2 separate regions of the Homo sapiens genome follow, and region 2 is linked to region 1. A link is a loop called in an ENCODE intact Hi-C map of the cell type or tissue named here. Cell type or tissue: mammary epithelial cell. All regions are shown on one strand. Region 1 overlaps MTMR3 (myotubularin related protein 3). Region 2 overlaps MTMR3 (myotubularin related protein 3).

Region 1 (5,000 bases):
CTCAACTATAATAAGGTTTTATGAATAGTATGGAAGCCTGATAGAAAGGAGCCATGAGTTTTGTATACATGTGTGGGAAGACTTCACATTTAAAGTGGCTTTTGAATCAGCTTTGAAAGTTGAATAGGAGTTAATTGGTGAGAGGCCAGGTTCCTATCAAGAACAAATAGATAGTGGGGTTTGTTTTTTGTTTTTTTTGAGACGGAGTTTCGCTCTTGTTGCCCAGGCTGGAGTGCAATGGCTCAATCTCGGACCACTGCAACCTCCGCCTCTTGGGTTCAAGCAATTCCCCTGCCTCAGCCTCCTGTGTAGCTGGGATTACAGGCATGCGCCACCATGCCCGGCTAATTTTTTATTTTTAGTAGAGACGGGGTTTCTCCATGTTGGTCAGGCTGGTCTCAGGTGATACGCCCGCCTTGGCCACCCGGAGTGCTTGGATTTATAGGCGTGAGCCACAGCTCCTGGCCTAGATTATAGGTTTTAACATGTGACCCCCTCCCCCCCAAAAAAACCAAAAAGAGATGCTGAGCCTGTTCTGGAACCCAGGCTTCCTGACTCCTCTATAGTCTTTGTCCCCCTCACTGTCATTCTCCGTCAGAAATGGCTTTGACCATGTTATTTCTCTGCATGTAGTTTCTTGTAAACTTTATGTGGTCATAAAACTTTGCTGGTCCAACACTGACTTTTAGTGTGTCAGGTTTCAAAGTGAAGTCTTAAATTTCTGTGCAGTGAAAAGTTGTAAGCCTCCTTCAAGTAAAGTTTACTCTTGGGACTTTTTTCTAGAAACCTGAAATTTTAATCCTGAATCTTCAATCTTATAAGTCTGCCCTGGGTCATTTTAAACATTTGAGGCTAATCTTGCTATGCTTTTGTTACTTTGTTCTCTGGCCCCATGACTAATTGAAGCTTTTGGTTCACATTCTTGTTCTATTAAAATGCTTGTAGCATTAGCATTATCTTATGTTTAACAATGCTTTGATAAATACTTTTGTTTGATCCTCATGACCTTGTCAAACAGGCAAGATAGGTTGGTGTCTGTTTTGGGAGCCAAAGAAATGGAGGCTCAGAGGTAAAAAGCCTGTTGTCAAGTCCCAGTGCTAGTCACTGACGACAGAACTAGGACTTAAAACCAGTTCTCAGTTATTCAGACCTGACCATGGTGGATGCTGTGGATACAGAGTTTGAAAAACAAAAGCACCTGCCCTCTTGGAGCCTCAGGGAAAGCCTCAGAATCCCAGCTTCTCACAGGCGTGTCCAGGCTAGCAGAATCCTGTCACCTACGAGAGACCACACCAACCTTGGAAGTTTATGAGAATGTGCTTAAACTGTCTCTCACTTCACTCCGATTGTTACATCTATTTTTTTTCTTTATTGAAATGCCATCACATTTTAAATACATTTTTTCATTTTTTATGGCTCTTTTCAAATTTGGGGGTTTTTCTTAAAGAGAAAGTTTACAAACAGTGATGTGTACAAATCTTACATGTACAGTTTCTGAGTTTTTAACCATTGCATCTTCTTTATTAAATTTTTAGTTTCTACCATCTCCTAGGATAATGAACTTAATGAGTGCATCCTACTGCATTATGTTATATAAGAACTTTAATTTGTTTAAGACCCCTGACTCCAAGACCCCTGACTCCAAGAGGTATTCCCTAATTTTGGGTTGCCAGCATTTACTCAGCAAGATTTGCTTTCTCCTATCCTGTTCTCTCACAACCACAGACTGAAAAGTCCTTATCTTTTTAGGAGAGCTTTTTTAGTCCCTTGATAATTTGAGTTTCTTTTAGATTTCAGCAAACTCTTAGGATATTCCTGAGAGGTACCTCAGTCTAGTCTTTTAATTATGGGTGGCTCTGCCCTGAGGTGGGATGACTTTGGTCCCCAGACCCTTCCCCTTCCTGATGATATCTGGTATTCTTTGGCCATCAGGACATAAAGATATCTACAGTGTTCTCTGTCTTTTCGTAGGTTTGTGATGCAAGGGCATGTGAGGGGTAAAGTACTGACTTAGGAATTAGGAAACCTGAATTTAAATGCGTATTCTACGATTTAGTTGAAAAAAAGAACACTGGGCAAAGAATTTATGCTCTCTGTGCTTTAGTTTCCTTTGTGCTTTAAAGTGGGACATTCATGCTCTTCCTGCCCAGGCTGATCCAGGTATCCTGAAGATCAAATCTGTTAATGCTGCAGAGTTCAATTCAGTAAATGTTTAAGTGCCCCCTATGTGCCATGCTTATGAAAACACTTTGGAAATTATGCAACTACAAGGTAATGCAATCATAACTGTTTGGCTAGAGATTATGAGTAAGGGTTGCATTTTGTTTCTTCCCAGTATACACAGTCCACATTGATGTTAACCTGCCACCACTCAGCATGGAATCTTGTATTTCAGTGACTTGGTTGAATGTATGTGTATGTATGGCTTTTGCCTTTTATGTATATTCGCTGTGGAGTACAAAGGAAAAACTTGGTTTTAATTAAAAACAAACCAAAAAAAAAAAAAAAAAAACACCTCGAGGACATCCAGTCAACCTGTTTCTTTTGTCATTACCTCATGTTGTTGAGCAGTGGCGGTGTATATAGCATTACTCATCAAATATTAGCATACCAGACAACCACATACTTATAAGTCATCTTTAGGATGAGACAACACTTGGGATATTTCAAAGTCATGCCTTTTTATAATCTGCCCCAGTACATGATATCACAAGTGTAGACTCTGAGGGGTGGAAGTTAGTTTAATCTTATAGCAGTTAATAAAGCCTTTTATGGAGTCTTCTCTACCTAGCCTGCTAGAAGTAGAATGTATCAGAGAGGAGAGAAATGAGAAAATTACATAATTGTCTTAGTATTCATATAAATCTTAGTTTCTGGCTGTTGAACCGGTCATAGTTAAGCCGGCTGTACTGTGGTCACAGCTCTAAGGCTTAATCAGCTTTGGAAGAAGTTTCAACATTGCTGTTGGAGTTTACCTGTGAAACCTGCAGAAGCCTTTGCCAAATTCTTGACCCTTCTCTTAGCCCCTCAAACTCTAAAAAAGTGGACTGAAAGCTAAAAGCTTCTCTCCCATGTCCTTAACTTCCTGCTCCTCATTGCAATTGACTTGTTGGTGATGGCTCTGTACTAGAGTGTTAATCTGGAGGCCTGACAGATGACTGGGCAGCTTAGCTGCCAGTTTAGTAGCATCAGGCCTACCTCTCTAACCTCTCTCATGTGAAATGTCCCTTAAGCCCATCTTGTTTATCCACGACTAGCATATGACTCTGGGTCTTAACACTGCTGTGAAGCTGCCTATTTATCTGTCTTCCGGGTTTGAATGCAGTCCAGGAAGTTGCATCTAGAGGATTTACTGTGACCTTTGTACATAGAAAAGCATAATTCCTTTCTCCGTATTTGAAAATCTGCTAAGAGGTAGTTCTTACCTTCTCTGACTCTGGTATTGGTCTGCTTCCTCACCTGCCAGGTAAAGGCCTGTCCCTTCTGTCCCAGGCCTTTTAAGCTGTGTGTAATTGTGGGCTTGACTACTCAGGATCAGCCAGGGAGCTAGACTTTTGGGGGAAAATTTTTTAGATTGCTGATTGACACTGTGTTTGTGATAGAGGGAGTTAGGGAACTTCATTGCTTTTAAAAAGAAAGTTTTCATTTCCACTAAAGTGAAAATTGCTGGACTGTATTATTTTTATTATAAGAAACACTAAATGCTGAAAAGGGACAAAGGCAGATAGGAAGGGTTGAAATGGAAATATAAAGCCAAACAAAAACCTTATAGCCCCAGTATTTAAAGAAAGTTGGGATATCACAATGTATTTAATGTTGAATTGATTGAGACCTGAGAATTCTGAGATGGAGATTTTTAAGGGGAATCCAGCAATAGATCTGTTTGTGTTTATTTTTCTGGCTAAGTAAACGTGAGTGAACATCTCACACAATTTGCAAAAGCTGGTTGAATTCCTGATGTATGTAATGATGTGGTTTTCAAATAGGTTATGATCCAGTAGTGGGTCATGAAATCTAATTTTAAAGAAATGGAATAGAAAATATCAAATTGTGTCACACACATATTAAGAGTGGGTATTGTTTTGTGAAATGCTTTCAAAAAAATAATGTATGTTGTATTAGCTGGGCACAGTGTCTACCTATAGTCCTAGCTATTCAAGAGGCTGAGGTGGGAAGATTGTTTGAGTTTAGGAGTTCAAATCCAGCTTAGGCAACAGAGGGAAAACCCGGTCTCTCAAAAACTGAATAAATTAAAACATGTTTGTTGTATTGTGTTGTAAAACATAATTCTTATTGTGGGTTGTGATGGTCAGTTTCAGAGTTTATGAAGTCACTGCCTTAGAGGATATAAAAATAATTAAAACTCATTCCCATTCCCAAAGAACTCGAAATAACAGATTTTCTATACCTGCTAGTCAGTATATATTTCTGCGTATAGCTCAGAATGTTGTGCTCTGGATGGTGGTTCTAAGTCCTTCTTTGGGGAAATGGTTCTATGAAGTAAATTGCTAGTGATAGTGATTGTTACTGTTATTATTTTGCCAGTGGTTATTTTTAAATCACAAGATCCTTTAAGGGTATCTATGTGTTTTATCCTGAGATAGAGGTGTTAATGTAAAAGATCATTAATGTACAGTTCAAGAAAAGCACAAAAAAAATAAATCATTAATGAAATACTTACAGCTTTTGCAAAGACTTGGAGCTATATCCCAGAGTCGGGGGAAAAAATCTCTTAATGAACTTGGAATTTGCCACAGTTTTGCAGCTTTTAGATTGGGATTATGAATTAAAGACTCCTTGTCTGTTTTTTTTGTTCGTTTTGTTTTGTTTTTTTCCCCTTTTTTTGAGACAGGGTCTCACTCTGTTGCCCAGGCTGGAGTGCAATGGTGTGATGATGGCTCACTGCAGCCTCAACTTCCCTAGGTTCAGGTGATCCTCCCACCTCAGCCTCTCAAGTAGCTGGGACTATAGGCATGGACCACCACAACTTAATTTTTGCA
Region 2 (5,000 bases), 80 kb before region 1:
ATAGGTACACTCAGTTTATATATGAGATAATATTCAGGATCAGTGGAGTGAAAATAGTAAAGTATCTTCCATTTTTCAATGGCTTAGAGGGAAAAGTGTTCATAATGGGTATAGAATTAATCAGTATTCCTTTCCCATTATTTATGCCTATACAGTGTAGAAGTTTCCCTTAAAGAGCTTATCACCATAATAAGTACAATAGCAAAGATATAAAGTCAGTACTTTTCACTGATTAGGCATAAATATCCTCTTTATTGTTTTCTTACAAAGTAGCTATGATAAACATATAAAAGGGTCAGAAAGAGAGGGGAGAAAAACTCGGTGAAAAGTCAGACAAGAGGAAATGAAGAGGTGAGGTATGTATAGTAAGCATTAGTGAACTTGTAGTAATTGCTTTAGGTTTCATGGATTGCCCACTTGTGGATTAAATGTTAGACTTCTGCAAAATGAGTTGATGGTAGAGATGAAGAAAAGTCTTAATTTGTTTTTTTTATGCTAAGGTTAAAGTTGATGTGGCTAATTAGGTATTAAGATCAGTTTTCCTGTCTTTTTATTATTTATTTATGTTTATGAATGAATGAATGAAGAAATGAATGACAAAGTCTCGCTTTGTCACCCAGGCTGGAGTGCAGTGGCATGATCATAGCACACTGCTGCCTCAAACTCCTGGGCTCAAAGGATCCTCCTGCCTCCCAAGTAGCTGGGATTACAGGTGTGCGCTACCATGCCTGGCTAATTTTAAAATTTTTAGTAGAGATGGGTTCTCGCTATGTTGCCCAGGCTTATCTAGAACTCAAGCGATCCTCCTGTGTCAGCCTCCCAAAGTGCTAGGAGGATTGCAGGCATGGGCCACCAAACCTGGCCTTGTCTTGCTTTTTAATAAGCTGTTGTCATTATGTTGCCTTTCAAAGTCCAGTTCTTCTTTACCACCCCATTTGCCTGGAGGTAATGCATTAGGTGAGAATGAAAGGTGAGTACCTAAAAGATTCAGAATTGGAAGGCCTTAATAGGATCAATGTGTAGGAGCTGCAGAGAATATGAAGGACTTTTAAATATTCCAGTCCCAAAATAAACTTGACCATTGGCCAAGATTGTGGTAAGCTAAGTATTTGAGATGTCTGTGCTACATCATCCAACTCTTGGCCTGAACTGTTTTAGCTGGCTTGCCTATGTAAATTGAAACTTCCTTTAATACTTAACTGTGAGTTAAACATAGTTCTGGAGCTCCATCGAAAGGGTCTTAGTCAGCCAGGCACAGTGGCTTACACCTGTAATCCCAGCATTCTGGGAAGCCGAGGCGAGAGAATCACTTGTGAGGCCTGGAGTTTGAGACCAGCCTGGGCAACATTGCAAGACCCCCTCTACAAAATAATAATAATAATTATTATCCAGCTGTGGTGGTGCTCACCTATAGTCCCAGCTACTCAGGAAGCTGAGGTAGGAGAGTTGCTTGAGCCCAGGACATCAAGACAGCAGTGAGCCATGATTGCACCACTGCACTCTAGCCTGGGTAACAGCGAGACTCCCATCTCAAAACAAAAACAGAAACAAAGGGTCTTAGTTATACAGATCTTCTTAATCATTCCTAAAGCGTACATTCCAAGTTTATATTTACAGTAAAGTGATCTATATCCCAAAACATGTTTCCACTGGTTACTAATTTGGGGCAAGTCATTAACTTCTCAGAGCCTTCTGTAACTAAGATTTAGGGAAAATACTGGTCTTAACCAGAGCACATATGTATACCTTTGACTCTTTTTGCTGCCACATGGTTAAAAAATCAGCCTTAGAGAGGTATAATTTGCACAAATTTTGCCTTTTTTCTAGGATGTAATATAAATGAAATCATACAGGATATACTATTTTGTGCCTGTCCTCTTTCATTTTAGTATAATGCTTTGAGAATCATTCATATTGTTAAAAGCAGTAGTTGTTCCATTTAATTGCTAAGTAGTAGTCCATTGTATGGATATTCCACAATTCCTTTATTTACTAGTTAATGGATATTGGGGTTTTTTTTTTTTCCAGGTTTTGGGTTTATTTATTTATTTATTTGAGACGGAGTCTCGCTCTGTCGCCCAGGCTGGAGTGCGGTGGCGAGATCTCGGCTAACTGCAACCTCCGCCTCCTGGGTTAAAGCTATTCTCCTGCCTCAGCCTGCTGAGGAGCTGGGACTACAGGCTCATGCCACCGCACTCGGCTAATTTTTTGTATTTTTAGTAGAGACGGAGTTTCACCTTGTTAGCCGGGTTGGTCTGATCTCTTGAGCTCGTGATCCGCCCACCTCAACCTCCCAAAGTGCTGGGATTACAGGCATGAGCCACCACGCCCGGCCCAGTTTTTGGCTATTACGAATAAATCTCCTCTGAATATTTGCAACATAGATCTTTGTGTGGACATATATTTTCATTTCTCTTGGTTAAAAATCCAGGAGTAGAAATTGCAGGATTGTAGGGTAAGTGTGTTTATAGTTTTTAAAGTAACGGCCTATTTTGCATTCCCACTGGCAATGCATGAGAATTCCAGGGCTCCAAATCCTTGTTGATGCTTGGTATTGTCATTCTTACTAACTTAAGTCATTCTAGTGGGTCTGTAGCAATACATCATCATGGTTTTAGTTTGTAATTTCCAGATGACTAATGATGATTATCTTTTCATGTGCTTATTTGCCATTTATATGTCTTTGGTGAAGTGTCTGTTCAAATCTTTTGCTCATTAAAATAGGTTGTTTTTTGTTTATTGTGAGTTCATAATGTATTCTGAATATGAGTCCTTCATAACAGGTTTTGTAAATTACATGTTTTGCAAATATGTTCTTGTAATTTGTGGCTTGCCTTTTCATTCTTAACAGTGTCTTTCAGAGAGCAAAAACTTAATCTTTATGTAGTCAGTTATTTTTTTTTTCTTTTTGAGTTAATGATCTTTTTAAAAGCCTATCTAAGGAATTGTCTCTAAACCTAAGGTCACTAATATTTTCTTAAATTTTATTCTGGAAGTTTATAGCTTTGTTTGACATTTGGGTCTGTGAAACACTTCAAATTAATACTGAGAGAAGTAAGTGTAGGGTTGCCTTTTTGTATATACTGTGAATATCTGAGTTTTCCTCTGAGCAGTGCTTCAGTTGCAGCTCACAAAATGACATATTGTGTACTACTATTCAGTTTGAATATTTTCTAATTTCTCTTTTAATGTCTTTTTTGGCCTATGAATTATAAAAGTTTGATGTTTAACTTCCTGTAGATATTTTACTGTTACTAATTTAATTCCATTGTGGTCAGAGAACATACTCTATAGGATTTCAGTCTTTTTCAGGATTTCAGAATTTGAGATTTGTTTTGTGGTAAGGCATATGGTCTATTGTGGTGAATGTTTTGTGTCTTTGAAAAGACAAATATTTGGTTCTACCAGTTCTGTCTCATATATTTTGAAGTTCTGTTTTTAGGTACATACATATTTAGGATTGTTATGTCTTCTCAGTAAATTCATTCTTTTATAATGACTTGTCCCACTTTATTTTGATAATATTTGCCATCCCCCAGGCTACTTTAACATGAATATAACTCTTGTAGCTTTATTACCACAGTATTTGCATAATTTTTTCCCATCCTTTTACTTTTAGTCTGTGTATATATTTGCAATGCATTTCTTGTGATTAGCACATAGTTAGGTCTCGCTTTTTTATTTAGGCTGACGGTCTCCTTCATTCATTCATTTGTTCATTCATTGAGATGGAGTCTCGCTCTGCCACCCAGGCTGGAGTGCAGTGATGCCATCTTGGCTCACTGCAACCTCAGCCTCCCGGGTTCAAGTGATTCTCCTGCCTCAGCCTCCTGAGGAGCTGGGATTACAGGCGCCTGCCACCATGCCCGGCTAATTTTTGTATATTTTATGTTTTGTATATTTACCCCTGTGTTGGCAAAGCTGGTCTCAAACTCCTGACTTTAGGTGATCCACCCGCCTTGGCCTCCTAAAGTGCTGGGATTACAGGTGTGAGCCACTGCGCCCGGCTGACAGTCTCCTTTTAATTGTTGTTATTAAATGATGGGTTTACTCTGAGTTTGAGTATCCATATGGTTAGGTTTCAGTCTACCATTTTGCCATTTGTTTTCTATTCATCCCGTCTATTCTTTTCTGTCATTTTTTGAATGAAAGATTTTGTAATATTTCATCTTATCCCCTCTTTTAGTGGAGATATACTTATTTGTTCTATTTTTCTCTGTGGCTGCTCTATAGTAGATACCTTTAACTTACGACATTCTGCCTTCAAATTATATACCACTTAATGTATAAGAATCCTATGGCGTTATGTCTCCATTTTCCTATCTTCTGTTCTTTTTGCTATTGTCATACATTTTACTTTTGGATATGTTAGAAAATCCATAATTCAACGTTAGGCTTGTTTTTATTTAAAGCTTTGTTCATCTGGGCCTGTAGAGGAGCCTTTGCCCTCGGGCTAGTTGAGCTGTGTTTATAAAGGTTTCAGCTGAATGGCCTGAGTTTAGTAAGGTCTCTTTAATCAGTCAGAAGGAGAATGCCTGTGTAAACTCTGGTAGTTGTGTTTATAGTTCCCAAGTAGTTGCTTGTTACCCAGTGGTTGTTCTTTGCCTACCCTCGTGAAATCTCACCTAATACATGTGCAGCTAATTTAGTAAAGATGTAGTAGTGCCTCACAAATTACAGCTGCTTCAGCCTTCGGAGACACATTTAAGTTTCTGATTGGGTTTCCACCCTCCCTAGATTCTCAGTTTCTCCCTTTCTGGCTGGGGTCTGGAAACTGCCTCAAAATACAAAGCTTTGACAATCATAAGGCACAGGTAATTTGCTTGTCTTCTCTCAGGGATCACAGTTCGGTGCTATTGTTCAGCATCCAAGAATAGCTGTTTCATGTATCTTGTCCAGTTTTTTAGTAGTTTTGGTGGAAGGGCTAGTCTCAAGTTACTCCATCATGGTAAGACTAATTTAACTTTTTATAAATACAAGGTTTGCATGATAAAGGCTAT

The links. Hi-C counts contacts between places; a loop is a spot of excess contacts. Peaks named below come from ENCODE experiments on the same cell type or tissue, not always from the same donor. Only the 100,000 strongest peaks of a DNase experiment are listed, where the experiment ranks them.
Region 2: it touches region 1 in a loop (2.4-fold over the local background); 2 of 110 quality-filtered maps call a loop at or near these places.

The regions. Positions count from the first base shown.
Region 1 is chr22:29,991,900-29,996,899 of GRCh38, forward strand. The region is part of intron 7 of MTMR3 (myotubularin related protein 3); the gene reads left to right. Among named protein-coding and RNA genes, the nearest start is that of MIR6818, 13 kb to the right of the region's middle. In mammary epithelial cell, a CTCF peak has its summit at 2,225; DNase peaks (open chromatin) are centred at 1,222, 2,282 and 2,612; H3K27ac peaks cover 3,364 bases.
Region 2 is chr22:29,911,715-29,916,714 of GRCh38, forward strand. The region is part of intron 1 of MTMR3 (myotubularin related protein 3); the gene reads left to right. Among named protein-coding and RNA genes, the nearest start is that of MTMR3, 31 kb to the left of the region's middle. RefSeq lists an enhancer at 869-1,851. In mammary epithelial cell, no CTCF peak of the experiment used is centred here; a DNase peak (open chromatin) is centred at 2,607; H3K27ac peaks cover 575 bases.